Linked DNA regions of Homo sapiens: region 2 is linked to region 1. A link is a loop called in an ENCODE intact Hi-C map of the cell type or tissue named here. Cell type or tissue: heart left ventricle. All regions are shown on one strand. Links, peaks and the distances in the headings refer to the core of each region. The heading gives the core; the rest is flanking DNA.

The links. Hi-C counts contacts between places; a loop is a spot of excess contacts. Peaks named below come from ENCODE experiments on the same cell type or tissue, not always from the same donor. Only the 100,000 strongest peaks of a DNase experiment are listed, where the experiment ranks them.
Region 2: it touches region 1 in a loop (2.1-fold over the local background); 4 of 110 quality-filtered maps call a loop at or near these places.

What each region holds. Positions count from the first base shown.
Region 1 is chr16:22,906,951-22,923,002 of GRCh38, reverse strand. HS3ST2 (heparan sulfate-glucosamine 3-sulfotransferase 2) reads right to left here. Exons shown (of 2, transcript NM_006043.2): 2 at 6,665-8,059. The coding sequence ends at 7,441. Among named protein-coding and RNA genes, the nearest start is that of HS3ST2, 100 kb to the right of the region's middle. In heart left ventricle, for the core only: no CTCF peak of the experiment used is centred there; a DNase peak (open chromatin) is centred at 7,752.
Region 2 is chr16:22,956,560-22,972,611 of GRCh38, reverse strand. No RefSeq gene overlaps it. Among named protein-coding and RNA genes, the nearest start is that of HS3ST2, 150 kb to the right of the region's middle. In heart left ventricle, for the core only: no CTCF peak of the experiment used is centred there; no DNase peak of the experiment used is centred there; H3K27ac peaks cover 4 bases.

The DNA.
Region 1 (16,052 bases), core at 3,821-11,820:
CCTTAAGTCTTGGTCCCAATTTCCCCCACCTAAAACAATCATGCCTCCAGATGCTTTTCAGACTGGCATGTAACACTCTTCCAAAAGATGAAGATTCCTCTCATTCTTTAAGACAGGGCTCCACTGTCACCTCCTCCTGTCCCGATTTTCACCAGGAAAGTCTCCATTCTCTTCTCTGTGCCCTTCATCATATAGATTCCACTTATTACATTATATAGTAATTATTTGTTTATACAACTCTAATTCTCATTAGTTTGGGGGCTCCATGGGGGTGCAGGAAGGAAGGCCAATATAACTGTGCGTCTCTGGAGCCTGGCAAGTACACCTAAGTGTTTAAGGTTAAAAGAATTAAATCCCATCAATTACTCATTTTTAAAAATTCATCTAGTAGGTTCTTCATCAAGTTTAAGGAAAAATTATAACCTCATTGTCCCTCTGGGGCAAGCCTGTCCAATGAACAATTTGGTTCAACTTTTATGTAACAAAGTTGTCAATTGTTTCTCAGCTGCCACAAACCCTCTGCTCATGTAACCTAAGCATGCTCAGATGAACCAAGCTTGCAACTTCTGGGGGCACCCTAAGTGCTCAGACCAAGGAGTGGGGACTGAATGGAGAAGCAGGTATCACACGGCAGGATCCAGAATCCAATCAGATCAGGCTCTGCTGTCACCTCATGGCAGGACCCAGTCAGATCAGGCCTCCTGACATCACTTCATTTCAAGATCCAATCAGATTGCACCTCATTACCCTATGCTTATAAAACCTGACCCAGCCCCAGCTCAAGGGGCCACTGCTTTGGAAACTATCCCTGGTGTTCTTTGTACTTGTTGCAAGTAATAAAAACCACCTTGTTAAACCCCTCTTGGTTGTGGTCATTGGGCTGTCACTGGCCAAGCTACCAAACTCATCCATTGTGTGGGTAACAAGCTGAACTTCATCTAAGAGGTTAAGAGATTTATCATAAGTGGGAGAAGAGTAGGAAGGTGCTCCATGGCCTTCTTCATGAAGTTCTTGCTGATTCTGTGTTGTTCTCCTCGTTTATATGACCTTAAATTCTTGCATTGCTTCAATTATAGCACTTTGCTCACTGTCTCATGTGTCTCCTATGTGACTTGCTCCAGGATAGTGCTCATACTGTGGCAATCAAGGGTGTGGCCTTGAGACTAGAGCCTGATTTGACTCCTGGCTCTACCAGGTGTGAGAACTTTAGACATTTTCTTTACTTTTTTTAAGCCTTACTTTTCTCATCTCAAAATGAAGAGAGCATCAATATCAGCTATCACGTTTGAGTGTGATTCCAAACACTTCATATGAATTAAATTTGTTGAATCCTCATGAAACCATTATGATATTGGTACAATTCTTAATACCCCTGTTTTATAGATGGGGAAACTGGTACAAGAACATAAAATAACTTGCCTAAGATCCCAGAGTAAGAGAGTAGTAAGCTAGGGTTAGAACTTAGGCATCCATGCTCTTAACCACCACAACCAGTGCTTTTACTTTTGCTACACTTTGAAATAGTACTTGCCTTACAGAGTTATTATAAGATACGGAAAACACAATCGCTGGCATACAAAAAGCACTGAATAAATGTTAGCTGTCATTACATCTGTACTCCCCTTTTGCACACATTCAGTAAATTTTTGTTGAATAGTTTTGAGTGTTAATAAGTGTTTATGAGGATATAATAAAGAGACACATACACAAAAGAAGACACAAACCCACACATAAGTATGCATCCATGGAGAGACACACATGTGCATACCAAAAGGACTGAATGTGGAGTATGAGGAATCACTAAGGATCAGGATACCAGCAGAATTGGAGAAGCTCCTGAAAGGCAGAGCTAGAAAAATAGAAAGAGTCTTGGATGTCCAAAGGCAGAAGTATCCAGTGCTAATTTCTGGAGCATTCAGGGACATGGAATCCCAGTGAATGGGGAGGAACTGCAGACAAGGCTGCCATGCAAGACTGCAGTTTGTGCCTTACAAAAAGATGCCACCTGGGGGTTGGGGGGCAGAGTGGGGGCTGATATCCAATCTGTACTCCATTCGCCATGCTGTATACTCAAAACACTGTGTCCACCCCAAAGACGCACCTTTTCTCATTTATCTGCCAATGAGGAGTGCCTTTTTCTAACTCTCACAAAGGCTAATGATGGCAATAAAGATCCCAAGAGACCTGAGGGATCTCAGGCAGAAAATAGAGCCGAGGAACAGGGTCTATTCTTGTGGTTAAGCAATGATCAAAAAGGCTAACATTCAGGTTAGAGAGCCCCAGAAGTTCATTCATGTACTCAAATAATTATTAAGTATTTATGCTTAATAATTATGCTTAATTTTCAGGCACTATGCTGAAAAACATGGGCACAATCCCCACTCTCATGTAGCTCCCAGACCTCTAGAGGAAACAGATATCAAACAAGTAAACTAATATATAATGTCAGATAGTGATAAATGCTATAATAGACATAAGAATTGCAAGATAGAGAGTGACTGGGGAAGACGAAGGGCAAGTTTTGGGTAGATATTTGAGCTGAGAACTGGATGATAAGAAAGAGATGGCCATGAAATCTTGAAGATTAGCCCTTTAGGAGGAATAAGTTGGTGTCAGAGTTTAGGGACAATAAGGACACCCAGAGATTTACCATCCCAAGTGGGGCATGGTTGAGAGCGAAGAGGCAATGTTGATAATTACGCCAGGACAACAGGTATAAACTGGGCCTGAACTGGGAAAATCAGAGTGAATGAGCACCTTACCTTAGGGGGCATAGGTATTAGGTTTATTTGGCCAGAGAATCTGGAGCTCAGCATTTAGACTGAGCCACTTGATCCTGGGTTGTGAAAGTGATTTAATTCACCCATTCATAGGAAGAAGGAAATTGCTATGAGCAATTCTGTAGTTCTGTTAGAGATGCAGCTGATCTCAGCCAACAGGAGTATTGGAGCAGTGGTGGATTCCACTGCCAGGAATAAAGGGAATATGAATGGACTGCCTACTCTGTGTGAGGCAAGTGTTTTCTTGCTTAATCTTCACAACAAAAACCCCTTATCATGGGTACAAATTTATGTCCCAATTTACTGATGATAAAATTGGCTCAAAGAAGTTAAATAATTTCCCCAAGGTCATGTAGCTAGGGAATAACAGAGGTGGGATTCAAACTTGGACCTATTGGGTCTGAGCAAATTGTGCTTGCTTCTATACCATATTGTCCCTAGACAGAGGCAGGGGAAAGAAAGCAGGGGCTGAAACAGGTACAGACACATTCCAATATGTGTGGAGAAGCATACTCACATATTGACACAAAGCCACAGAGAGAACCAGAAGCACCTGGAGGCTTTGCTATGTGGAAAAGGTTCTGTGGCCAAGACAGCTAGATATCCCTCAATATCTGTTCTCCCCTTCTTTTACAGAATATCCTATTTTTAGCTCAGCATAGTAACACCCAGATTAAAGATTACATTTCCCAGCTTCCCTCACATCTAAGTGTGACCAAATAACTATGTTCTACCCAAGAGGATGTAAGTCAAAGTGGTACCACTACCTTTGCACAACCATAGGAGGCACAATTCACAATATGAAGATGCTGAGAGTAGAAATGATGTTACAACCTCAAAAGGAAAAGGCATGTTCTTCCTGGGCCCATTTTTCCTCCTAAGAGACTGAATGTACCAACGAACAATGGCAATAGAACTCTGACCCACAACCTCTTCAGCAACCTGCTTGGGAAGCCAGACCACAATCCCTGCAGCAACTGGCCCAGAATGGGCAAGACTTGGTCAATAACTGCCAGCTTCTCCATTTTTTGTCCCTGCTTCCAACTCAGGATCAACTACAGAAAGTCACATATGCCTCTGAATCAATCACATAAGATGCCCGTTTTTTGTTTGTTTGTTTTGTTTTTTGTTTGTTTTGTTTTTTCCTTTTTTTTGTTTTTGTTTTTGTTTTTTTAGATGTCCAGGGTACAGTGCAGTGGTGTGATCACAGCTCACTGCAGCCTCAACCTCCTTGGGCTCAGGTGATCATCCCGCTTCAGCCTCCGGAGTAGCTGGGATTACAGGAGTGTAGCACAATGCCCAGCTATTTTTTCTTTTCTTTTGTTTTTTTTTCATAGAGACAGGGTTTTGCCATGTTGCCCAGGCTGGTCTCGCACTCCTAGGCTCAAGGGATCTGCCAGCCTTAGCCTCCCAAAGTGCTGGGATTATAGGTGTGAGCTGCTGCACCCAGCCGGATGCCCCACTTCTAATGAGCCCACTTCCAGCTTTCCTACGCCAACTACCTCCAATCAGGCACCCCTGAAGCCTTCTCTCTTTTCCAGTGTGAACCTTTTTCACTGTTCTGCCAGCCTGTGAGTTTCTGCCAAATGCAAGACTCTTTGCTAGGGCAAGCTCTGAATCAATGACCTCTGCTTGCTCTCTTTTGGATAGTCTTCATTTATTTCTACACCCTCTTCCTGCTGAGTGGAATGCAGATGTAGTAGGATGCAAGGGTCTCCAGTCTCTGGTGTCATGGAACTGCCGTCCACTCTGGGCTGTTAGTAAGAGAGAAATACATTTCAGTCTTTTAAGACACTGCCATTTTGTGTCTGTTTCAGCAACCTAACCAAACACACACACACACACCCTGAGGAGCCTTTCTAGTTCAGATTGAACACTCAAACTTCATCTATTTAAAGCATACTAATTTGGAACTTGTGCAAGTTTGCCCTGGGGCAGCCTGGGTAAAAGGGTCCATTTGCACTGGATTAAAAAAATCAGAGTTTGCTGAGCAGATTCATGTACTCCAGATTTTACTCATTTAAACTAGGATTTTTAAGCATCTTTCATTTGCACACAATGATTGAGATGCTAATTACAAGAGACTCATACCTATTCATTAATACTTGAAATTTACTTAGTCCGGGCAGTCTGAATGTGCTTGTCATGCGAAGGAATAAAGCTGCATTTATGTGCAAAAAATTGAAAAATTCAAAATTTTCATGAATTCTGACTGATCTCTTCAGAATAAACAAGCAAATTTCATTGACTCTTTCTTAGGTGATTCCTTTGTGTCTCAATGCACTTCTGTCTCCCATTGGATATGGCTTTGGCCCCTATAAGGCCCAGAGTTACAGAACACCAAATACTTCTGGATGGGAAATGTATAAGGGCAATTAATTAATGCACATATACAATCTGCCCTTTTTCTGATCACCAGACGGCCAGGGCCCCAACTTCAAAGCAGGAACGGCTTCTACCCTGTCACTTCTCCAGATCCACAGGGGAAGCACAGAGGCAGACCTGCAGAACTGATTTCTTGATGCCATGGATCCAGTCATTTGATTCCATGTAAGATGCTTGGGTAAGGAAGATGGGCCATGATGCAGAATTGTTGTATTACACTTTAGTGTCTTCCACCCTTATAAGTCAATCTGATCTTCAGGGAGTTTCTACTGTGCCTGACAGAGCACACAAAATCCAAGCAGTCCCCAGATGTTCAGCAATCCTTCCTTGCTTCCTATGGACACATGGAGGTATCTGGGAAGCATCCCCCAGAAATGCAGTTCCTTGGGACACCCTCATCCACGAACCCAGACTTCCAACATCCATCCACCCTCTCACACATTCAACCATCAGACATCTGCTATGTGCCTACTACAACTTAGCAAGATACAGTCCTGACTCTCGAGGAGTTCAAATCTATGATGGAGGCAGACATTTACACAAATAATTATAATCTAGTGTGACAAAAGCTGCCATTGAGTCATGTACAAGCTCCCAAGTGAACAGAAGAGTGAGCAGATAGCTTAGCTGGAGAAGGCTTCAAAAATATCAAGCAAACGACACTTGAGTGAAGTCTTACTGGGAGCATGGGTTTCCATTAGCTGGAGACGTGTCAGGGAAGAAAGCATTCCAGGTGAAGGAAGGAAGCATTCCAGGTGAAGGAGACTTGAAAAACTCAAGAAAAGGCACATCATTCTGTAAGGTTAGAGCAGAGGATGAAGGAGAAACTGTAAGTTGGGGTCATCTTGGGTGCCATGCGGGAGGATTTGGGCTTTACAGGAAGTTATGAGACACAGTCAAGGCAGGGCTGGGAACTCAAATGCCTACAGGAGCCTGGCAAATGGCACAAATCAGCAAGGGAGGGTGCCTACATGGGGAGTTGTAAAACTGGGGAGCGCAGGCCCCATCCAAAGGCAGCAGCCAATTGTTGCCATGCTGCAGGGCAGGCTCAGTGTAGCCAAGTCTCTCTTGTTTTTTTTTTTTTTTTAAGAAGAAGCTGAAAATCCATATTTTTTACATATGAATGCTCCCAGTTTCTAACTGTTGACAGTTATTTCAAAATATCATGCTGGCCAACCAAAAAGATATCTGATGCCCCATCAACCTTCGGACCTTCAGTGTAGCACTTCAGATCTAAAATTTCTAAGCAGAGAATGAACACAGACTTATGTTTCAGATAGAGGGTGTCCCCACAGATCTCATGTGATCTTTCTGCCCCAGCTTCTGCCAAGAAGAACTTCTTTCCTCATCTCCACCACCGCCTTGCCTCTGCCCCATGTAGTCCTTGCCCTCCTCCCTGACCCCCCAGACCACCCCCAGCACCAGCTGCCTTCTTGCACTGGGAGAAGTTTAATTAATGAATTGTGCTGCAGAACCAGCTTACAGAGAAAAGCCCAGCATTAAGGACACGAGAGAGCCATATTTATTTCACATGGACAAGCATGATTCCATTGCATGCTGAACATGAAAGCTCGTATGAGCAAAGTACCCGTAACAGCAGAATTATGTGCTTTTGTCCACAGGGAGCAGGGAGAATCACAAAGTTGTTTTCAGAGACAGTGTTTTTCAAGCACAGTTGAGACCATAGGCTCTGAAGTCACTGGTTTATTTCATCACCAAAGGGTCTGTCTCCCAGGAGTGGCCGGAGGTGCTTTCAGCTTTGCAATCTCTCAATGAATTGATAAGGTCTGAGGAGGGCTGAGGATGGTCTCCCATCCCACCACCCAGAGCATCTTGAAGAAATGAAGCTCAGAGGGAAGATACATGCCACTTGGAATTAACAAGGCCACTCCTGGGTGGACAATGACAGGGACCGACTGCTGTGTTCATAGCAACAGAACCATCATCGCTTATAATATCTATCATCATTGGAACATTCACTCTTCTTAAAGCAATTCTCCAAGGCCCTTTATGGGCAGAAAGGAGAATGATTCTGGAATTTACTGGACGTGCCAGGAGCAGATCAACTTTGCTTGAACAGACTGATGAAAACTAGTGGCAGGGACTCTCTGGTCTCTTGGCTTTAGCTGGGCTTCCTGGTTCCAAGATGATGCAACTCAAGTTGGGAAAGGGGGCTGGAGCCAGGGTTTGTTGGAGGGAGATCAGAGGGTCTGGGAGCAAATCTCACGGAAGAGATGAGCAGAAGAGCCCTTGAGAGCCCTTTCCTTTCGTGGGCTTATTCCCACCTGAAGTCCTGCCCAACGGTTTCATAAAATTTGATATTATACGGTCTATAAAATTCTCGGAGCTGGTCTATCACTTCAGGATCAATCTGTACATGAGTTCTCCCTTTTGATTTGCCCAAGCATCGAGGCAGGAGGCTCGATTCTGTTTTTTTCAAGCAAGGGAATCCTTTGGTCTTGTTGAAATAGAAGTGCTTGTCCGTGATGAATCTCTTAATGCCCAGGAAGTCCTGGACTCGCCCCATCTCGCCGGCCGGGTCAGTGATGAGTCGCTCGCCACTGACGAAGTGAATCTGAGCTAGCGGGAAGTACTGCAGCCAGCTCTCCAGGTGCAGCACGTACATGCCGATGCGGATGGCGTTCCATGACACGTCCACCAGGCCCAGGGTGCGGTTGCGGAAGGAGAGGCCCTCAAAGGTCGGGATGTCGGGCTTCTTGGAGAGTGTCTGCGTGTAATCAGAGATGGCACGGGTCACAGGGTTCCGCACAACCACGATCAGCTTGGTGTCTCGGGACATGTTGAAGATGCGTCGAGGAGCCTCTTGAGTGACAAAGTAGCTGGGCGTCTTCTCCAGCGTGATCTGGCTCTCGAGGGTCCTGGGCATCAGGCTCCTGTGTGGGCAGAAGGAATACATCATCAAATAGGTTTCCCTGGGGCCAGGCCTCAGGCCCAGCTACATCAGCCCTTCCACCCAGGGGCCTGTTGCATCCTCCTCCTGGCCTCTGTTCCACTCAAAGCTTTCACCTGGTGAGGTACTCACTTTAAATCTTGTTGATTTTCTTTTCTTCTCTTTTTTTTTTTTTTTTTTTTTTTTTTTTGAGACAAGGTCTCACTCTGTCGCCCAGGCTGAAATGCAGTGGTACAATCACAGCTCACTGCAGCTTCCAACTCCTGGGATCAGGCTATCTTCCCATCTTCCCATCTTCCCATCTTCCCATCTTCCCATCTCAGCCTCCCAAGTAGCTGGGACTACAGGTGTGTGCCATCATGCCTGGCTAAGTTTTTCTATTTTTTGTAGAGCAGGGTCTCATTATGTTGCCAGGCTAGTCTCGAACACCTGGGCTCAAGCAATCCTCCCACCTCAACCTCCCAAAGTGCTGGGATTACAGGCTTTTTTTCTTATTTAATTTTTAACCTGTTTGCTTCAAGCCTGGAAACAATCTAAACATCCATCACAGTGAGCTAAATAAATTGTGGAATAGCCAATTAATAGGGTTAGGTAGATCTGTATGCATTAATATGGAATGATTTCCAACATACAGTGTTAAATGAAAACAGGCAAGATACAGCTTGTATATCTTAAGAAGGATAAATAAGTTACCAATAAAAGTGGTTGCTTCTAGGGAGGAAACTTGAGGTGAGTGCAGAATTAGAAGATGAGGGATAAATGAGAATTGCTTTTTTTTTTTTTAAGAGACAGGGTCTCACTTCACTCTGTCTCCCAAGGTGCAGTGCAGAGTTACAATCATGGCTCACTGAAGCCTCGAACTCCAGGCTCCATTGATCCTCTCACCTCAATCTCTCAAGAAGCCGGGACTACAGGCTCATGCCACCACTCCTGGCTGATTCTTAATAATTTTTGTAGAGATGGGGTCTCACTGTGTTGCCCAGGGTGGTCTTGAACTCCTGGGCTTAAGTGATTCTCCTGCCTCAGCCTCCTGAGCAGCTGGGATTACAGGTGTAAGCCACCATGCCTGGCTTATTTTTTGTATTTTTTGTAGAGATAGGGTCTCACTATGTTGCCCTGGCTGGTCTCAAACTCCAAGCTTCAAGTGATCCTCCTGCCTTGGTTTCTCAAAGTGCTGGGACCATAGGCACAAGCCACTGCACCTGGCTAAGAATTACTTTTTATTGTATAACCTTTTAAGCTGCTTGAAAATTTTAATGCATTTATTACATATTCAAAAATTACAAAGTAAGCCACTGAATATTGTTCTGGCAAAAGATATTTCTCCAAATATATTAAGAAAATCTTTTTTTGGGGAAAAAGTCTTGTCTTGCAGGAATAGCAACTGTTTTAGATATGAGTTCTGACGTCTTCTGCTGAAAAACATTTGAAATACATCCTTTGTGTAGGCTTGAACAAGCACAGAACTCCAGGCTGCTTGGGACCTCAGTCAGGAGTCAGGCTATGTAACCTCTCTTTCCCTTGCTTTTTAATTTCCTGGCTCTGCTTGAGACCTTAAGGGATGTGGGAGGAAGCACTGAAGTCTCTTTCCCAGGAGCATCTCATTCAGGCCTTGATGGACGGGAGCATCCCTGGTTCCCAACCGCTACTTCTTGATGAAGGTCATAGTTGACCCTTACGTGCATTTTTCTTAATCCTGGCTGCGCGTTAGAACTACCCGAGAAGTCCCTTCCTTCCTTCCGCCCTCCCTCCCTCCCTCCCTCCCTCCCTCCCTCCCTTCCTTCCTTCCTTCCTTCCTTCCTTTCTTTCTTCTCTTTCTTTCTTTCTTTTTTAAATAAACATGTCTGGGCTCTGTCCTAGAACAACTGATTCAAAATATTCAGGGAAGGGATATACTTCTATAAAGTTCCTCAGCTCATTCTAATGGGAAGGCAGAGTTGAGAAACACCTTTCCCAATCCTAATGAGGTAGGAGGCGGGTCTAGACTCCGGAGGCAGGGCTTGCTTGGACACAGGACCAAATTGAGGACTAGCTAAAACAGGGCGGGGAAGAAGCAGCTTTCCACAAGACACGCCCACCTGTGTGCCCTGTCAGCTTACCATTGCCATGGCAACGCCCCGAGGTGACCATCCCTTTCTATGGCAACAACCTGATGACTTGGAAGCTACCACCCTTTTTGTAGGGTGGTAAATTTCTGCATAATCTGCCCCTTAATTTGCATGTAATTAGAAGTGGGTATAAATATGACTGCAGAGCTGCCTCCGAGCTGCTACACTGGATACACTGCCTATACAACACCCCTGTAGGGTAGCCCTTCTCTGCAGGGAGCAGTGCCTCTGCTTCTGCTGTACACTGCTGCTTCAATAAAAGTTGCTTGTCTAACAACACCGGCTTGCCCTTGAATTGTTTCCTGGGCAAAGCCAAGAACTCCCCAAGGCTCGCCTGCCCTGCATCACTAACACTATGATTTACCAACCCCCAGAACATTCATTCTCACATCCTTTGGAATATCAACTCCTGGTTCTTAGCTTTCTGCTTCCTGGCTCCTATCACTATCTCCACCCAATACCCTGGCCTCGCAGTTCTTTGACCTTTGACACTCCAAGTATTTCCATTTTCTCTTCCCTTCACCAACTCTTTTTCATGGCCATACGTTGGGTCATGTCATTGCAATTTCCCTAACTCTGAAATGGTTAACTCAGAAATTTCACTCTAAAACTATGTAGAGGTTTGAATGGTGACCTTCCAAAAGATATGTCCGCCCAGAACCTTTGTTCTGTTTTGGGGTTTTTTGTGTGTGTGCGTGACAGAGTCTTATGCTGTCGCCCAGGCTGGAGTACAGTGGTGCCATCAGGGCTCACTGCTGCCTCAAACTCCCCTGGCTTAGGTGATCCTCCCACCTCAGAACTCCCAGGTAGCTTGGACTACAGGCACTCACCACCACTCCTAGCTATTTTTTGTATTTTTTGTAGAGACAGGGTTTCACCATGTTGCCTAGGCTGGTCTTGAACTCCTGGGCTCAAGAGATCTACCTGCCTTGGCCTCCCAAAGTGCTGGGATTACGGTGTAGCCACCACACCCAGCCCACCCAGAACATTTGAACGTGACCTTATTTGGCAAAAGGGTCTTTGCAGATGTAATTAAGTTAAGGACTTGCATATGAGATCATCCCGGATTAGAGTGGGCCATAAACCCAATGACGAGTGTCCTTGTTAGAGAAGGGAAGAAGAGTCACACAGGAAATACGGTGACCTGAAGATGAAGGCAGAGTGTGAAGTAAGATGTCTACAAGACGTGAACACCTAGGATTGCCACCAGCAGCCACCGGAAGCTAGGAGAGAGGCACAGGGCAGATTCTTCTCAGAGCAGTCAGAAGGAACCAACCCTGCTAACAATTTGGTCTCAGACTTCTATCCTCTAGAACTGTGAAATAATGCATTTTGGTTGTTTTAAGCCACCTAGTTTGCAGTAATTTGTTATGGTAGCCACAGGAAACTACAGATTACAACCTTGTCCCTTTCTACCTTTTCCACAGTCTCAAACTTCTTATACCCATTTTCAAATTCATCTGGGATTCTCTTGATTTCACTTTATTCCATACCTTCTCTGTACCCAATGAACAATCATTTCAATAGCATCATCTTCATCCTCATCAATTTTCCTGTTCTAATTGCTCTCCCCAGTCTCTAATAATGCATCCTTCCAGCCTTTTATCCTTTCCAGTTCTGTCCCTGGGTTGCCAAACAGCACTGGAGAAAATTGCTGTCACTTACAAATATATCCTTAATATGTTCATGGATTCTAGCTTCCATTGAACCCTCAGTACTGCTCAGTGATCTTATATTTGTCTTTTCAGGCCCTTTCCATCATTTTTCATAGTAAATGTTTCAAATTCTCATCATACACTCCCAGCCTGAATCCTTTCATCCACCCTTAACATGCAGCTAGTCACCCATGACACTAGAAAGGCATAAGCTTTCAACCTAACACCTCAACTCCTTCAACCTGCCTCTCCTCCATCTTAAAGCTAATCCTTATGTGCAACCATCCTGAGCCCCTCCTGCTAGTCTCCGAGAACAAGGTATGCAAGGGCTCACCCATCCACCTGTGCTTAGATCCCTTCCCCTTCTACCTTTCCTGCAAACCCACCCATTGGCGCCTTGAACCTTCTAATTCATTGCTAGACTGATACAACTGATCTTTTTCTTCTAGGCCCAAAGTCTATGTAGACCCTTTTTGGTTGAAAGTTGAAATCGTATTTATTAGTATTGAGTAGGACAATTAATAGCATTTGTTAGTATTGAGTAGACAATTAAAAAACAATTTTTAAAAAATTGAGTAGAACTAATTAAAAAAAGTAGTATTGAGTACATTGTTTGCATTATGTGCAAACAATCACAAGGGCACTTGAATAGAATTCTTTGGCTGGATTTTCTTAGAAATCTGGATATATTAGATCGTGACTGTGGCATATATGGTAATCAGGTGTTGGCCTGTATGACAGGAATAGATGAAATTACATAAGTGTAACAGCGCATTTAAACTGTGTTTAAAGACTTCCCAAATTCTACAGGGGCTGTTGCAATAAATGTCTTCCCTGGCACAAGGAAATTGACTTGACTTGCCATTAAACAGATTCCTTTGCAATATCCTTCAATACACTAAAGAATATCCAAGAAAGGAATTGAGGACAGATTTTCTAAGCTTACTTGACTATAGAGCTGTGAAGCACCAATTAACATCTCTTTTTGTTACCAGTTTGGAAAATGCTGACCAAATCCAGTGATCTCCAAAGTATCACATTATTCCCCCATCTGTGCACTAAAGTGAAGCTCCACCCTTCTAACTTCTTTTTTCCTTTTCTTTTCTTTCTTTTTTTTTTTTTTTTTGAGATGGAGTTTTGCTCTTGTTGCCCAGGTTGGAGTGCAATGGCACAATCTCAGCTCACTGCAACCTCTGCCTCCCAGGTTCAAGCAATTCTCCTGTCTCAGCCTCCCAAGTAGCTGGGATTACAGGCATGTGCCACCACGCCCAGCTAATTTTTTGTATTTAGTAGACAGGGTTTCACCAGGTTGGTCAGGCTGGTCTCGAACTCCTGACCTAGGTGATCCGCACACCTTGGCTTCTCAAAGTGCTAGGATTACAGGCATGAGCCTCCGCACTCGGCCCACCCTTCTAATTTCTAATTGGTGTTATCAGTTGCAAAACCAAATGGCAAATACTAAAGAAGATATAAGAATCAGGTTGCAAACATGCTGTAGTCATGCCACAAGTCAAAGGGCTCCTGGGTACTTCAAATTTTCTCTATCCCACCAAAAAACACCCTTGAATATTTATTTCTCCTTGGGTCATTGGAATAGAGTGTTGGAGTCCTGTGTGATGATAACGTGCAAAGGTACTGTGTATACCTTCCCATGCCCTGTGCACATTGGAGGAAGACGTGATTAGACTTCCTTGGGGCTCATCTTTCTTCTTTATGTCACTGTTTAAATTTTGCTTACTTGTTTCCAGCTGCTAGCAAACAGCTGAACTTTTCTCTCACCCTGCAACCCTTTTAAGCTTCTGTCTCCTTTGTTTTCTATGTAGCTCTGCAAAAGTTACTGAAAGAATAATCTAATGCTCATTGTTTGGACTTTCCTCCCACCTGTTATTTTAAATTGCTCAGGAACTATTTTCCCTACATCTGGTAACAGCCCCAGATTTTTCCTTGAGGACTACTACTCCTGCTTTGGACAAAATCTTGATGGGCCAAGGGTGGGGATGCATGTCCAAAGTTAGGCTATTAGGAACCAATTGTGTTACAAAGACTAAAAAGGTGTCATAAAGATTGAAATTCCAATCAGATATAAAACCCTGGAAGAGATTCCTCATTAGTTTCTGTTGCCAAATCCCTGCAGCTATCTAGGTTCTTGCCCTTTCTGAGACCTGGCTCTTCCCCTTTCTTCTGGATTCTGTGAGTTACTACACATCCTTCCAGTAAGTTTCTACTATTTTAAATTAGTTAGAGTTGGTTTTTGTTGCTTGCAATCCAAGAATTTTAACCTATCTTTTACAGTCTGGCCTCTTGCGATCGTTTGAATATTTGTCCCCTCCAAAACTCATGTTGAAATTTAATCCTCAACGTGGTACTATTGGGAGGTGGAGACTTTAAGATGTGATTGGGTCATGCGGGCTCTGCCTTCATGAATGGATTCATCTATTCATGGATTAATGAATTAAAGGATTAATGTGTTAATGAATTAGTGGTTTATCATGAGAGTGGAAGTGGTGTCTTTATAAGAAGTGGAACTGAGCTAGCAAGTGAGCACACTCAATCCCCTTCCCATGTAATGCCCTGTGCTGCCTTGGGACTCTACGGAGAGCCCCCAACAGCAAGAAGGTCCTCACCAGATGGAGCCTCTTGACCTTGGACTTCTCAACCTCAATAACTGTAAGAAATAAATTCATTTTCTTTATAAATTATCCAGTTTCAGGTAATCTGTTATGAGCAACAGAAAATGGACTAAGACACTTATTTTCTGTTGAAGCTATACCCACCCCACTTGATTATAAATTACATGAGGGCAGGGCAGGGTGTATCTTATTTGCAGCTGTATCTCCCGAGTCCACCACAATCCATGGCACAAGTAAGATCTTTATCGGTATCTTTGAAGTTTAAATGAAGCCAACAACCTATCTAATCCATTTACTCATTGAAGCCCTCATCCCCTTTACAAATTCCTAACTCTCCCCAAACCATTCTGGATCTTCTCAATGGCCTACATTCCACTTCTCTCATGCTGGTTTGTGTTTGTTTGTTTCAGACAGGGTCTCACTCTGTCTCCCAGGCTGGAGTACAGTGGCACAGTCTCAGCTTACTGCAGCCTCGACCTCCCAGGCTCACGCAATCCTCCTGCCTCAGCTCCCCAAGTAGCTGAGACCACAGGTGTCTGGCTAATTTTTTGTATTTTTAGTAGAGACAAGGTTTCGCCATGTTGCCCTGGCTGGTCTCAAACTCTTGGGCTCAAGCAATCCATCCACCTCAGCCTCCCAAAGTGCTGGGATTACAGGTGTGAGCCACTGCAGCCGGGCCCACTTCTGTCATTCTATGTGATCCTCCTGGATGACCTCATTCCTTCCCCAGCCTTTAACCATCACCTAAGAGATGCTGACACACAAATCTGTAACTGCAGCTCCAACTTAAAGCTTTCCTATGTTCTTAATTAGAATGCTTGTCTATAGACTGGATACCTCACTTCAACAATTGAACATTTTCCTCCGCTTTTGCAAATTTCTTTCTTTCTCTCTTTTGCCTGCTTTTGCAAATATCATCATGAAAGGAGGAAAACTTCAGAATCATTCTTAACTCTTCCTCAAATCCAGTGTCTTTCGTTCTTGTAAGTTTTACCTCCCCAACCTTCTGAAGTCTCCAGCCTCCTCCCTTAGTCCATGAAAACAGCCACAGGCCCTTGTCAACTCTTCCTCAGACCACAGATTTCTCTCTGCCCTCCATGCTCCTATTGTTTTTTCCCATTTCAATTCATTCTGCATTTCATGTCCACCAGGGAATCCAATCATGTATCCTAAGCTTTCTGGAGCAAATCCAATTAAGTCAGGCATCAATGATTCTTTTGAATAAGGTCTGTATTCCTTAGCTTGGCATTTGAGGCCCTTGTCTACCTTTCTAGAATTAATCTCTTGCCACTTCCTTGGTAGCCTGATGTTCATGCCATGCTGAACATAAAATCCTCTCCCCAAACATGAACCTGCCCTTTCATATGTGTTTTGCACTTGCCAAGTGTTTTATTTTTATTTTTTAAGACTCTGATCCATCTTACTTGTCTCTTGTCCTGGTGAATGCCTACTCGCATTTCCAAATCCAAACCAAAAGTCACACACACCCTCTGTAAACCCTTCTTTGTGTAACCTCATGGCACTTTGTATAACCGCCTACTAGCACCCTCATGCCCTTGTGTGGGAATTGTTAGTTATGCATC
Region 2 (16,052 bases), core at 2,745-10,744, 51 kb before region 1:
CTCTATCTTTCAAGGTTGTTTTCCAAATATCCTTGAAAATATAGCCCAAGACAAAGGCAGACAGGCCCTCTGCTTTCGAAACATGCAGAAATACAAGAGATCTATGGAGAATTTTCTCCCAATAACTCTGGGTTCAATGTCATCTGCCTTGGTCCTCCCAGTTAATTTCATCTCAACTGTCCTTCACTTGACGGGGACTTTCCTTCATGCTCCTCTCTCATGGTCTACACCAGACTCCTTTGTAGTAACTTCTCATAGAATTGGGCTCTTGTCCTTCAGACCACTTATCTCAGTCTGTAATTATATGCCATTATGGAGATTATTTGATAAACATCTGTTTATCCCATTATGCTATATGCTTCATAAAGTCAAGGACTGTGTCTGTTTTCACAATGGTATCTGTGTTGTTCAGTGCAATGCCTAGTACACAGTGGGAACTGAATTCATGTTTATAGAAAAATTGGGGCTATTACATTGAAAAAGTAAAAATCATTGAGGGTCAGAGTAATCGAGGTGACCTGCCCGAGGTCCCACAGCTAGTTTCGAGTAACTAAATTCAAATTCCCTGAATCACAATCCATTTTCTTTTCCATCCATGAGCACTTAATCAGATTTTGTTTCCGCACAATGGTGGTGGTGGTGGCGGGGATGACAATTAGGTGGGGGCAATGGAAGAAAGGCACGAATGACTTGGGCATGGGTGAGGAGTATGTGACCCCTTTCGGAAAATAGTTGAAATTTTTCTCTCAATTATTCCTGCTCTGGGCTCCGCTGAGAACCAAAATTGGGTTAAGACTATTAGAAGCCTATGAGGCAGACAAATGAATGGTTCAGATTTCAGACTATTGTGGAGATCGTAAAAATAGACACTATTTATTCCTTGGGTATTCCCCTCCCACACTGACTCAGGGCTGGCCTGGTAACTTGCTTTGCCCCATGGACCATTGGCAAATATGACACAAGCAGAGGCTCTAAAAGCACTTGCTTATTGAGAATCTTCCCTCTCTTGTTCATCTTAGGACCCTGTGACACCCGTATGTGAATAAATCCAGGACAGCCTGTTGGGTGATGAGGGACACACAGCCAAGTCATTCCCAGCACCCTAGCCAACCTGAAGCCAACCCACCAAACACATGGATGAGGCCGTCCTAGACCATCCAGCCCTGGTAGAGCTGCCAGCTGACCAAAGAGATCAGCTGAGATGACCCAGACCAAAAGAACCATGTCACTTACATAATCATTAAGAATAATAAACATGCCATTTTAAACCCTTAAGTTTTGGGATGTTTGTTACATAGCAGAAGCTAACTGATAAAACCGCAATGCACCCTTGTTTAGGTTTAAATCCAAGCCTCATCATTTAATTGTTTAGCCTGAAAGAAAAGTTCTTTAACCTGCCTGTGTCTTAGTTTCCTCACCTGTGAAATAATGACAAAAATGGATTATGTAATTTACAGCATTCATGTACACAGTAAATGAGTTAATATTTTAAGAATTTTCAGAATGGTGCCTGGGATATAGTAACTGCTATACATGAGCACAGCTATCATGAAAGATGATGATTTCCACCACCTATGCCATGTGTAATTAAAACAAAAACTGCTTGAACAAAATTGGTAAATGTAAAGACCTCTACAAAGTTTTTCTGGAAATTATTGAATGCTAAGTGTCATAAGCATGCGCTCCTCCCTCGTTTTGGGTGCCATCCCCTGTTACTGATATCTTAAGTGTGTTCTAGTTTCAGGGAGCCCCAGCTGAGAGCCCCTGGGTGGAGGAATTCTCCATCTTCTGGCAGACATTAGGCTCCAGTCAGCCCCCTCCCTGCAGCAGCTGCTGTCTTTCAGCAGGGTTAATCTGTATTCAAGCCAGGGAGTGACAGCACAGAGCAAGACATTCAAATGCACATTGGAGACCCTGTGAAACCTGGTCTCCAGACCATGATCCACAGGGAGGGCAGGACCCTCTCTGCATTGACCCAGGCCTCTGCCCTCCTTCCTCAGGGGCTATGCTAATTAGAGGGGCTGCTCAGCTAATGGGGGTGCTCATTGGCCTGACATGCTCTGAATGCACAGCCTTGGAGGGCGCTCAGGGTTACAGAGACTAAGTCCTTTGGCCAGTTTTCCACCCACGCAGCTGATGAAGTCCTGTTTCTTTAAAATTTCCACTGAATGGTATTAATAGAAAGGGATGGAGGCATCTCCCCACCCTTGTGTTATGTGATATCGTGAAACTGTCCCATGGGGGGAGATGTCATTGTGAGCAGTCATCTCTCCTTGAGGCCTTTGGTTTACATCCAGCTCATTATTACTTACCAGGCCGCTGGTGTCCTGAAATGCTTAACAGAACAAAATATTACAGCATAAGAGAGGAAGATGGAGTGCTGAAAGAAATATTACAGACTGTTCTAGTATTTCTCAACCCTTTTCATTTTATATCATTTTTTTCCTCCTGGGCACACAGACTGTGGCATAGATAAAGGGTGTACAGGGAATGAATAAGAACACAGGCTTTGATGGCAAGCAGATTTGTGTCTGGGTCCCAGCTGAGTCACTTACTGGCTGTGTGAGTTGAATGTGCCACTTAATCTTGCCACACCTCAGTTTCCCCAACTGTAAAATGAAGATAATACCAGTTGCTACTGGGTAGGGTTGCTTGAGGATTGAAAAATAAAGCAGGTATTCTTTCCCAAACTTTACAGGCTTCAACTACTTTTAGATTCTGGAACATCTACCAGGTGCAATCCCTCCTTCCACCCACTTGATGGAACAATTTCATTCTACACAGGAGGAAACAAAAAAAACCTGAGATGGGAAGTTGGTTGTGCCAAGAATCACTGAGTCATTATGCTTTCCAAGCACCTGCCTTGTCACTCTGTCCGCCCTTCCTATTAGGAAACACCCCACAACCACGTGTGTTTTTCTGAATGCTGATCGGACCAGAGATAGACACTTGGCCCAAGGGGTGGCCCATCAGTTCTTGCTTTCAGGAATTTGGCCTGGGACATTAAGCTGAAGCTGAAGTGGCCAAATTGCATTTTGAGAGGTCATCACATTGAATAGGGCCCCTGCAAGGGAGAAAGTGTGTGTCATGAACAAGGGGCAGTTGTGGAGCAACAGGATTTATAATGTAAACTAAAGATAAAGTGTAGATGATGTGGACACTGGTGGGAAGCATCAGAAGATGTGAAGAGCCAAGAGAGGCACATATTGGAGGGTTGAGTTGAGAGCAAACCTGAATGGGCACTTGGCAAGTATTTTTGGAATGTATGGTGGATGACAGCAGGGGAAGAGAAATACTTCGAACTTCCTTGAATTCTGTTCACCTGCCATTTCCCAGCCTCATCCACTTGGCTGGAGTGATTCCTGCTGTTGGATTTCTGAGAGATTTGCAACCCTTAATGCCCCATGGGCATTCTAAGCAATCCTCCTCTCCCTGCCTTTTCTGCAGGCTAAACTCTAATCTGTACCGTGAGATGCACTGCTGCAAAGGGAGGGGCAGGTGGCGAGGGGTGAAGGTTCAGATGAGGAGGAAGGAATGGTGCAAAGACAGGTGGGAGGACATCCAGGGGTACTGAAAACCTCTTTCAGGTTGGACACTGTTCTGGTTATTTATTTCTGCTGTAATGAACCATCCAAAAACATAATGGCTGATACATCTATTTAGTATGATCTGTCAAGTTTCTGTGGGTTGATTTGGCTCAGCCAGGTGGTTTTTACTTAGGGTCTCTTGTGCAGTTGTAGGTAGGTGGCAGCTGGGTTGCTGTCATGTGAAGGCTCGACTGGGCCAGATATAAAAAATGGCTCACTTGTATGTCTGGCAGTTGATGCTGAGTGACACTTGGGAATTTGGCTCTGGTTCTGTGGCTGCCTGTGCATGGCTTCTTCATGTGGCTTGGGCTTCTCGCAGCCTAGAGGCTGGTTTCTGAGAAAGTCCATCCCAAGAGCAAGCCTTCTGCAAGATCCAAGCGGAAGCTGAAAGGCTGCTTTTGACCTAGTCCTGAAAGTCTCATAACATCACTTTTGCCACATTCTATTGGCTAAGCAAGTCATTAAGATCATTCCAGATTTATAGGCCAGGGCATTAAGCTCTACCTTCCAAAGGGAGATGTTTCAAAGAATTTGTATTCATTTCTAATCCATCACAGAGGCCAAGCTAAAGAGGTATGAAAATGTTTCCCCAGTGCCCCAGCAGAGACAGCAGAGGGTACGTTGATGCTGGGTTGGGGTATTGCAAGGTGGGCGGGGATAAAATAATAGGGAAAAAAAAATGGAAGACAATGAGACAGTCTCCAAAAGGCCCTTCATTTCTATCAGTTAGTTAATAAAAGTAGCTATCACTTATCAAGTGCTTTCTATGTGCTAAGTGCTGTCCACAACAAGCTAATGGGTTGGTAACTATTATTATTCCCATTTCAAGGAAGAGAAACTGAGCCACAAGACACTAAGTAACTAGACCAAAGTCATACAGTTTACAAGCCATAGAGCTGGATTTTAAGCAAAAGAATCTAGCTCCAGAGTCCATGCTTTGAGCCACCACACTACACTGTCTAATTTTATTGCCCAACTAGCAATTGCTGAGAATTTGCTATGTCCCAGGCCCTGTTTTAAATCCTTTATATTTTGTTATCTCATTTAGTTCCAAATGGAAAATAGGAGTATGGCTGGAACTCTGGTCTGGGTTATCAATTAGTATAATTCCCATTAACTGCACCAGATTGAGCTCTCCCATGCTATTCATTTCCCATTTCCTGTGCCTGGGATTTGCTGACAGGGAGATGGGTGAGTGACCACATCACAGTGTGAGTTCTAGAAGCAGACAAGCCAAGTGAGCCCCATCACTCAGGCCACACAGGCCACCAAGGTGAGGCCATAGTTCAGGCATTTATCAAGGCAGCCATGTGGGCCAAGGGCTGGATTAATTCATGCCCTGACAGCTAGAGCTAAATTAGATCTAGATAGCACAGCTGTCTCATTGTTTAAGGAATTATAATGCAATGAGCTGTATGCATTTCATAAAAAGGGTTATACGTGCTCATCCTACTAGGAAAAGGCTGACTCTTTATGAGTGCCTCATGCACCACTTCCATGGATCAGGCTAGTAAATTTTGTTCATGAGCAAAGATGTTGATTTGCTCTTAGCTTCTAAAGATAGGGAGATCTGTTGTCAAAGAGACTAGCCCCTCCTCACTGTAGAGATTAGAACACCTCTGGACATGTGGGCTGCTCCTGCCCTGAATGCTGATTTCTCCATGCATGAACAACCCTTTGCTTCCATAGGTCACAGTGCAAGGACACAGTGATCAATGAGGGGGTCTGTGAGAAATGCTATCACCAATCTCCAATGCAATCTCCACTGCAGCATAGTCAGGAATTGATTTCAGAAGCCTCTGAAACTGTCCCTGGGGCAAGGATTGTGGTCTCTTAAATGGAACAATGGCTGCAGTGCTGTAACCTGCAGAATCTGTTAAAGAAAGGACCTTACTACTACTTCGGTCAGAGTCAAAGGTTGATCTTACCTTTGCCTCAGGTTCTCCTAAGTACAAGCATCAAAATTTCAGGGAAGCTAAAAGGTTTAATTGAGCTTGACAAGTAAACCAAAACATACTTATGCTTGATTTCCTTCTTTAAATGATCCCTAGATAGATAGGCTCAAGAGTGAGGCTGATGCTGGAGATCATGTATTTGTAGTGACAGTGAACTGATTGGCCATAGGAGTTTCTGCAGAGGTGTTTAGCAGCCTGAACAAATTCTGGGTATAGGCAGTTGGTGACAGAGGGACAAGGGGATTGAGAGTGTGGGTAGCGAGCAAGTAGTTGAAATGGGGAGTTGTGGGGTCTAGGCTGGTTAGGGAAGAATGTGAAGCTTAGCAGTTCACAGTCTGAGAAAAAGAGAAGGACAAGACCCTAAAGGCTTCAATGTCATTGACGCACGAGGCAGCAGTGGGGAGGGTAAGATATTGCAGCTGGGGAATTGAGCATTTATGGCATGGAACACTTATAAGAGATGCCAAGAAGTTCTAGGCATGGCTTTGGTTGAAATGGGGAAAGTTGCAGCATCAAAGAACAGGGAGCCTCTTGTTGGACAGGTCCTCTCCATAGACACTGAAATTACCCAAGCTGCTGGGGAGTGTCGAGGAGGTTTTGGATGTCAGTGATGAGGCTGGAGGGAGATACGACCAGATGCCATGGACTTCTTTTTTTGCTTGAATTTGGAAGAGTTGATGAGGAAGAAGCTCAGGATACTGTGGGGATGAGAAAGTTCCAGAGAATAAATGCTCCAAGCTGCTTGCATTTTGTAAGATGGCCAAGAATGACAGAGCTGCCTGGTGGCATGAACTGCCTTCAAGTTTCCAGGTCAGGCTATAGATTTACAGGAGCCCAAGAAGCCCTAGCTGCCTCTGAGGTTTGCACAAGGTCTGCCATAATTTGTAGGTATTGACAAACAAATAATTAATTCCAAAAGCAAATTGCAATCCAGGAGTGGGGATGGGCAGGTACATGGTGGACTCAACTGCATGGTGGACTCAACTGTTACCTGGGTGACACATAATCACACATGCAACTACAGCCTTAGGTGAGAAAAAAAAGTCTTGCTGCTTAATTCCCTCTGTGGAATTATTTACTCCTCCTCATAGGTATGCTTTATGTTTCTGTAGAATTTTGGGATGAAGAAAGCCACTGCTGGCCCTGAGTCCAGATGAAGCTCCCTCCCTGGTGCTAATGTCCACAGGTAATATCTTCTCTACTGATTCACCCTATCATGTTCCTTTCAGGAGCAGCAGCTGTGTCCAAAATTGTCATACCTGTGTTACAGACACTTCCCAAGTGATAGGGGTCTTCCTTATCAGATGGCTTGACTGACTCTCAACCATTTTCCATTTTCCCTTTGTAACACTTGGAGGGGAGCAATCATTTTAGATATTAGCCAAGGATCCCCATATGTCATTGCTTTTCCTGTCCATCAAGTTAGTGGGTTTTAGTGCTCCAGAGGAGGGATGGTACAGCAGAGAAGCATGTGACTGTTTGCTATTTGGAGAGAAGGGTTTGGAAATACCTGGTTGACTGGACCCAGTGTGACTTTGCTGTGGGGATGAGCAGATCTCAGCAAGGACTATGCATGGATGATGGACGATGGCCAAGGCAAGAGAGCAGGGTAGCTTGGGGCATGCCAGCGTGGGCAGCAGGCAGTGATAAGGGACCAGTTCACCCTCTGGCACTTGGTTCCTTTGCCCCTCCCACCCGGGGAACAAGTAGGGGTCCTCCCTGAGCAGCTGAGATCGTGTTTTCACCACTCAAAGCAAATGGGGCTTGGGATACCAATAAGGATCAGCTATAGAACCATCCAGAAGGCTCGATTTACTGCACCTCTAATTTGTGGACTGAAATTCTTACTTCTGGAGGAGGCAATCTGTCAGGAATTCTAATCAACTGTGTTTTTAGATTTAATTGTGTGCCTGCATGCCGTACTGATAGCAAACATTAGAAATGAAGCCACATTAGCTCAAGGCAATGCTGCAGCCCGAGAGAATTGGTGAGTGGAGGTGAGATGGCTTTCAGAAGTCACTGCTGATTTTAAAAATTACACTACCTGTGATAATAATGGAGGAAGAGAAGTGGAGCTGAGCAGGAGAGGGAAAGAAAGATGAAAAGGAGGGAGGCTTGCTTCAGAGTTCCCTTAAATGTGGCATTTCTGAAAGAAGCAGATTTATTACTAGAGAGGGCAGGTCAGAAGTCAGAGAAGATTCTGACATCAAATTAAACCAGTTTGCCTTGTAGTTCACCCTTGGTATCAGCCCTTGGGAAGTATTATGGTTTGGATATTTGTTCCCTCCAAACCTCAAATGTTGCAATTTTATGCCTAGTGTTAGAGGTGGGGTGTAATGGGAGGCATTTGGGTCATGGAGGGAAGCAGAGCATATTTATAAGCAGATCTCTCATGAATAGATTAATACCCTCTCTTAGGTTGAATGAGTTCTCACTCTATTAGTTCCCACAAATACTGGTTATTAAATGGAACTTGGTGATCCTTCCCTCTCTTGCTTCCTCTCTTGCCATGTGATCTCTGCATAGCCAGCTCCCCTTCACCTTCCACCATGAATGGATGCAGCCTCAGCATACACAGATGTCCAGTTTTGAACTTTACAGCCATTAGAATTGTGAGCCAAAGAAACCTCTTTTCCTTATAAACTACTAAGCCTCAGGTATTCCTTTATAGCAACACTAGACGGAATAAGACAGAAAACTGAGTCTTCGGCCGGGCGCAGTGGCTCGTGCCTGTAGTCCCAGCACTTTGGGAGGCCGAGGCAGGCAGATCAAGAGGTCAGGAGATCGAGACCATCCTGGCTAACATGGTGAAACCCCGTCTCTACTAAAAATACAAAAAATTAGCCGGGTGAGGTGGCAGGCGCCTGTAGTCCCAGCTACTTGGGAGGCTGAGGCAGGAGAATAGCATGAACCCGGGGGGGGGCAGAGCCCACAGTGAGCTGAGATCGTGCCACTGCACTCCAGCCTGGGTGACAGCGAGACTCCATCTCAAAAAAATAAATGAGTCTTCTCAGTGGGGAAGAAGAGTGGGGAACACACATGAAATTGTGGAAGTACCTTTCAAACTGGGTAATGGGGAGAGCCTGGAAGAGTTTAGAGGGCTCAGAAGAAGACAAGGGAAAGTTTGGAACGTCCTAGAGACTGGTTAAGTGGTTGTGACCAAAATGCTAATAGAAATATAGACAGTATACAGCTGGGCATGGTGGCTCATACCTGTAATCCTAGCACTTTGGGAGGCCGAGGTAGGTGGATCATTTGAGGTCAGAAGTTTGTGACAAGCCTGGCCAACATGGTGAAATCCTGCCTCTACTAAAAATACAAAAATTAGCCAGGCTTGGTGGTGGGTGCCTGTAATCCCAACTACTAGGGAGGCTGAGGCAAGAGAATCACTTGAACCCAGGAGGCGGAGCTTGCAGTGAGCCGAGATTGCACCACTGCACTCCAGCCTGGGTGACAGAGCGAGACTCTGTCAAAAAAGAAAGAAAAAAAAGCAAAGCAAAGCAAAGCAAAGCAAATTATGGGCAATGCCAGAGAGGTCGCACATGGAAATGAAGAACTTATTGAGAACTAGAGCAAAGGTTACCCATGTTACACTGTAGCAAAGAACTTGGCTGCACTGTGTCCATGACCTTAGACTTTGTGGAAGGCTGAGCTTAAGAGTGATGACCAAGCATACCTGGTGGAAGAAATTTCCAAGCAGCCAAGCACTCAAGGAGTGACATGATTACTTTAACAGCTTACAGTGAATTACAGCAGCAAATGAATGAGCTAAAGGCAGACTTTATAATTAAAATGGAAGCAGAGCATACAAATTTGGAAAGTTCACAGCCTGGCCATGTGGTAGAAAAGGAAAGCATTTTCAGGAGAGAAATTCAAGGGTTTGGTGGGAAGTACAAGTTGCTAAAAAAATTTGCATGACTAAAAAAGAGCCAGGTGCTAATAGCCAAGACAATGAGGAAAAGGTCCTGAAGGCATTTCAGAAAACTTTGAGGCTTCCCCCTCTTATCACAGGCCCAGAGGACTAAGAGGACAGGATGCTTTCAGGGGACAGGCCTGGGGTACTACTGCCCTGTGCCACCTTGGAATGTTGCTCCCTGCATCCAGGCCATTTCTTCTTCAGCCTTGGCTCCAAGCAGCCCAGGTACTGCTCGAGCCACTGCTCTGGAGGGCACAAGCCATAAGCTTTGGTGGCTTCCACCTAGATTTCAGAGGTGGAAGCCACCAAGGCTTATGTGGAATCTGTTATGCAGCTCTACGAGGCATTGCAAGGCTTATGCAGCTCTACTAGGCATTGCCTAGGTGGGAACTCTTAGTGATGACTCCACTACTGAGGCAGGTTCCTGCCTGGGCACCCGGACTGTACACCAGAGCTGCAGGGATGGGGCCACCATCAGGACCCCAAAATAGTAGAGCCACCGGCCACTTCTCATCTCACCTGGGAAAAGCCTCTGGCTTAGACTTTGATCCATGAAAGTAGTCATGTAGGCTATGCCTAGCAAAGCCATCAGGGTGGGGCTGCCTGAAGCCTTGGGAGCCCACCCCTTGTATTGGTATGCTGAGGATGCAGGGCATGGAGTCAAGGCGATTACTTTGGAGCTCTAAGATTTAATGTCTGCCCTGCTGGGTTTTAGATTTGCGTTGGGCCTGTTACCCCTTTCTTTTGGCTGATTTCTCCCTTTTGGGATGAGAATATTTGCCCAATGCCTGTACAACCATTGTAACTTGGAAGTGAATAACTTGTTTTTGGCCTTACAAGATCACAGCTGGAAGGAGCTTACCTTAAGTCTCAGATGAGACTTTGGACTCTTGAGTTGATGCTGAAATGATTTATGACTTTTGGGATTGTTGGGATGGAATGATTGTATCTTGCATGTGAGGAGGATGTGAGTTTTGGGGGTCCAGGGGCACAATGCTATAATTTGAATATTTATCCCTTCCATACCTCATGCTGCAATTTTATTCCCAGTGTTGGAGGTGGGGCCTAATGGGAAGTGTTTGTGTCATGGGGGCAGATGCCTCCTGAATAGATTGATGTCCTACCTTGGGGATGAGTGAGTTCTCACTAAATTAGTTCCTGCAAAAGCTGGTTGTTAAAGGAAGCCTGGTACCTCCCCTTGCTCTCTTTCTAGCATCTTGTTTTCATCATATGATCTTTGCACAGCCAGCTCTCCTTCACCTTCTGCCATGAGTGGAAACAGCTTGAGGCCCTCACCAGATGCAGATGTCCAGTCTTGAACTTTCCAGCCACCAGAATCATGAGCCAAATAAACCTCTTTTCTTTATAAACCGCCCAGCCTCAGGCATTCCTTTATAGCAACACTAAATAGACTAACACAGGAGGTTTAGAGAGGATCCACTTGTTAGGATTCTTTTAGGCACAGAGCTCTCAGGGTGGAGCTAATGGTCATGGCCCTCAGCCTCAGAAGTGTGGCCCTCATTAGCAGTCTCTCATGCCCCTGAGCATGGATGGGAATAGTTTAGACATAAATGCCGTGTTCCTGATTGACTTGTTTCCACTGAGTCCATACGTATTAGGGATCTGTTGGTAATTATCCGGCTCCACTTCAGCCCCTGGGGGCCTGTATTCTGCAGCAGTAATGAGCCTGAGCAGCCTTTCTGGCATAATAAACAGCACCAGAATGCAGGGAAGGGCACTGACTTCCTCTTTCAATAGGGCATCTCAGCTTCAAGGACGATCAAGAGACACACAATCACAGGCAAGCTTTAATTGCTTTTGTAAAACTGCAGATGAGTAGCAGGCATTGAGGTCCCCCTGAGTCTCACTTGAGAAGTGAGCTCTTTATTCATCTTGTGTGCTTGAAAAGGGGTGGGAGTAATGACAACAACAGCAACAGCTCTCATTTAGTGAGTACTTATTATGTGCCAGGCTCTGTGTGAAGTGCTTTATGAGCATTATTTTATTTAAAACTCACTGCCACTATATGAAACAGGGACTACTATTTTCCCTATTGTACAGATGAAGAAAGTGAGGCTCAGAAGAAGTGATGTGACTTGTCCAGTTGACAGAAGATGGATGTAAATGATGGGAAGCTAGGGAAGAGCCGGGGGTCCTGGACAGGAGGGCATGGGAAACCTTTTCATGCTCTCTTTGTCTTCAAGCTTGATGAGAAGGAGATGAAGTTCTTCAGGGGAGATGAAGGCAGAGTGATATGTTCTCATATGAAATCTTTGTCACAGTTTCGCTTTCTGACTCTCATAAGGAAGGAAAAAAGATATCAATGAAATTTCCTAAAATCTGCCTGACAATCTGTGTTCAGGTAAGTTACTATGGGACCCCAAAATGTCACAACCTTCAAAACTAGCAAGAGGCCCTAATAATGGCATTTATAATGTCTCAGGAACAAAGTGGCCTTTAAGATAAAATAGATAATACAATTTTTTAAAAAGGAAAGAAGCAACCATAGGCACAAATGACTGGAAAGACATATGCAGCCACCTGAGTGGTAGAATTCTGGACAATTTTCCCCTTCTTTTCATTTTCTATAATGAACCTACTTTTAATTTAAAATAATCTTTAAAACAGTTCTTTAAAAAACAACCATAAAACTGTCTCTTACAAACTCAGTTGTGGATATAAACCATTTCAAAGAAAGTAGAAATGAAATCAACATCTTTGATTTTATGGGATAAGCTAAAGCTGAATTCAGGAAAAATACTTGTCTTGAATATTTTAGTCATTAGATGAGTAAAAAGTGAAAATAAGTGAAATGAGATTGACCTCAAGCATTAGAAAGAGAAGGTGAACAAAATAAACCTAAGCAAAGCAGGAAGGAGGACTTTAAAGAATCATACATTGAATCTGAAAACCTAACACCAATAAAAATTGATAGCTACATCCCAGATCTGGTTCTTTAAATGGCCAGTGAGATAGACAAATCTCTGGAAAATAAGAAAATAGTCAAAATTCAGAATGGAAAAGGAGTTAGAACTATGGACTTAGAGGCTATTTTAAAAGAATTACCAAAGGATATACTATAAGATAATGCAAATGAATTTTAAAACTAGATGAACTAGATTTTTTGAAGGAAAATACAAATGAATAAAATTGACTAAAGAAAGAAGTGGGAAATGTAAATAGACAAGTAGCCCTGAAAGAAATAGTAAAAGTTGTAAACAAACAAAACCCCACTTCCCCAAAATATTGTATGCTCAGACAATTTATGGATGAGTTTTGTTAAACATGCAAAGAGCAGGTTATTTACAGACTCCTAGAAGAGTTAGAGCAAAAAAGAAGAAGAAGAACAAGAAGAGGAAGAAGAAGAAGAAGAAGAAGAAGAAGAAGAAGAAGAAGAAGAAGAAGAAGAATAAGAAGAAGAAGAAGAAGAAGAAGAGGAGGAGGAGGAGGAGGAGGAAGAAATGTTTCTCAAATAGTTTTATAAAGCTAGCATAACTGACAACAAAATCTGATGAAAACATTGCAGAAAGGGCCCAGCACAGTGGCTCAAACCTGTAACCCCAACACTTTGGGAGGCCAAGGTGGACAGATCACCTAAGGTCATGAGTTCAAGACCAGCCTGGCCAACACAGTAAAACCCTGTCTTTACTAAAAATACAAAAATCAGCTGAATATGCTGATGCATGCCTGTAGTCCCAGCTACTCGGGAGGCTGAGGCAGGAGAATAGCTTGAACCCATGAGGCAGAGGTTGCAGTGAGCTGAGATCATGCCACTGCACTCCAGCCTGGGCAACAGAGCGAGACTCCATCTCAAAAAACAAAAACAAAAAACAATAAAAAAAAATCTTAAAAGATAACAATATCTAGTCAAAGATGAATGAGATGTGGGCTCTTGTCAGCATACTACAATTTGGTGCCGCTTCAAACCTAATTTAAATATTAAACATTTGAATTATAGAAGTTGTATGTGCTCGTTGAAACAAGTTAAAAAATGGATGCAATTGAAGCATCTAAAGTAAAATTAATAATCTTTTCTACCCGTCTCCAAACTAATATCCCTAATAAACACTGTTAAAACTATTGTATGGTAACTGTCTATATTTTCCTTTGCTTATATAAACATATGGAAATGTATGGCTACTTACATAGGTTTCCCCTTCTCTTTAAAAAGTAGAAAGTACAAAAGATATTCTTCAGCTTTCTTTAATCAGTTATCAGTTTATCATGGATAATCTTCCAATTAATACACAATACTCTATATGATAAAATTGATGTTCATTAAACATTTATGTAGTACTTATAAAGCAGAGTGGCTGGGTGTTGGTAGGGAAGAGTGGGAAAGGAGTAGACTTCAGCCTCTCCACAGATGCCCCAACAATTCAGTTCTGACCCAGAACTTGCATGAATGTCCCACTGAGCAAAATCATATCCCTATAGTTAATTGGACCATCCTTCTTAGACAGTGGTTCAATGACCATCTATTTGTTCCTTAGGAATTTTGGTGAATACAATGTTCAGTAATATTTGAGTACTTTAGTGATGCTTCAAAGTACTTAGATGCTAAACAGTCATTTGAAGGACTGTTTAGGTGTCTCATCCTATGATCTAGCACTAAGTCTATAGTGGATCATGGGATTAGGAAATAAGCACTTATATACTGTATGTGGAAATTTTTTACAATCTTATATAAAGATAGGAACAATAGACACGAGGGTACATCAGACAGAGGAGTGGGGAGGAGGGCAACGGTTGAAAATCTACCTATTGGATGTTATGCTCACTACCTGGGTAACAGATTCATTCATACTTTGAAACTCAGCATCACGCAATATGCCTTTATAATAAACCTGCACATGTACTCACTGATTCTAAAATAAAAGATGAAAGAAAAATAATTGAAACAGTCAACAAGAATGAGTATTTACATAAAGTCAAATAAGTCTTCCAAAGCAAAAAAAAAAAAAAAAAAAAAAAGAAAGAAATTAGTTACAATCTTTATATAGGGCAACTTGTGCATCCAGATTGGCATACCATTTGAGTAGGTAGTTTAACATAAAATAAGTAAATAAATTTATAATATAAATGATATAAATAAAATAATCAGAGATACAGACAAACCTTTCTGGAGAAAGATGATTATCACTAATTTATTTACAATACAAAAAATTGGAAACAATCTAAATGCTCATCAACAGGAAATAATTATGGTACATTCATGCAATTGAATTCTGTGCAGTTGTTAAAACTAATGTTATAGAAGAATATTGTCATAGGAAAATATTTATAACGTGTGTTGTATGAAAGGTGTGATTATGAAATATTAAGTATTCTACACACATGGAGAGATAGTTAAAAAGATTGAAAGAATATTTACAAAGTTCCCCTTTTATACATAACGTTTTGCTGAAAGTGTCTTTGAAAGTGGGCTCTCTGAAAGTTCAGCACTAGGCTTACATGTGACAAAGTATTCCTATTCTTACAGTGCTAAAAACAATGAAAATCCTGACTTATGGTTGCTGCAGATCTTCTGTGGAGGGGAGACTCTTTGGCAGTGCTCCGCCTGCACCTCAGTGTAGGAGGATGTTGACAGCACAGGGCGTGCCCCTCTTCTATCCATTCAGTGGTATTCACTGTGTATTTGCTCTGTGCCAGTGCCTCTGCTGAGCACAGGGACATGCTGGGGAACAGAGCCAGACTCGTTTATTTTATTTTATTTTATTTTATTTTATTTTATTTTATTTTATTTATTTATTTATTTATTTTGAGACGGAGTCTCATTCCATCACCCAGGCTGTAGTGCAGTGGCATGATCTCGGCTCACTGCCACCTCTGGGTTCAAGCGATTCTCCTGCCTCAGCCCCCGGAGTAGCTGGGATTACAGGCATGTGCCACCATGCCCAACTAATTTTTTGTATTTTTAGTAGAGATGGGGTTTCACCGTGTTAGCCAGGATGGTTTCGATCTCCTGACCTCGTGATCCTCCTGCCTTGGCCTCCCAAAGTGCTGGGATTACAGGCATGAGCCACTGCGCCCTGCCTCAGACTCATTTCTTATTCCCACATAGCTCACAGTTGAGGACGGTGGGACACATCTTAAGGAAATAGTCACATGAATGAATGTGCCCTCAAAGAAAAGAACATGACAGCCATTCCCCTTAGAAGTGATGATGGGAAAATGGACGTGAGCCTCTCTCCTTACCCAGGTATTGCTGACTCTCTTCCCTCTCTCCCCAGGAGCCACAGCAGATGGTTAGGTAGCCCCCAGCCTTAGATCCTCCACGTTGTGGAGTGCCAGGGAAGGGGCAGATGAAACGACTTTCCCTCCTGGGCTTAGTGGCAGGGGATGAGAAGGGCTTTGCTGATGGCCTCTGCCACTGCCCAACCAGAGGACAATCAGAGCAACGCTTTCTACATAAGAGGGCTCCTGGGGTCACTCTGTGGGAAAAACAAAGATGATGGGAAGAGGAAAAGCTGGGCTACGAGACAGAAGAGCCCTGGGATGCACTGGAGTCATTGGGTCTGTTTGTTTTCCAGCTCTTCTTGAAAAATCACATATTCTGGCACCAGTGGTCCCACAACCCTACTTTGTATCAGT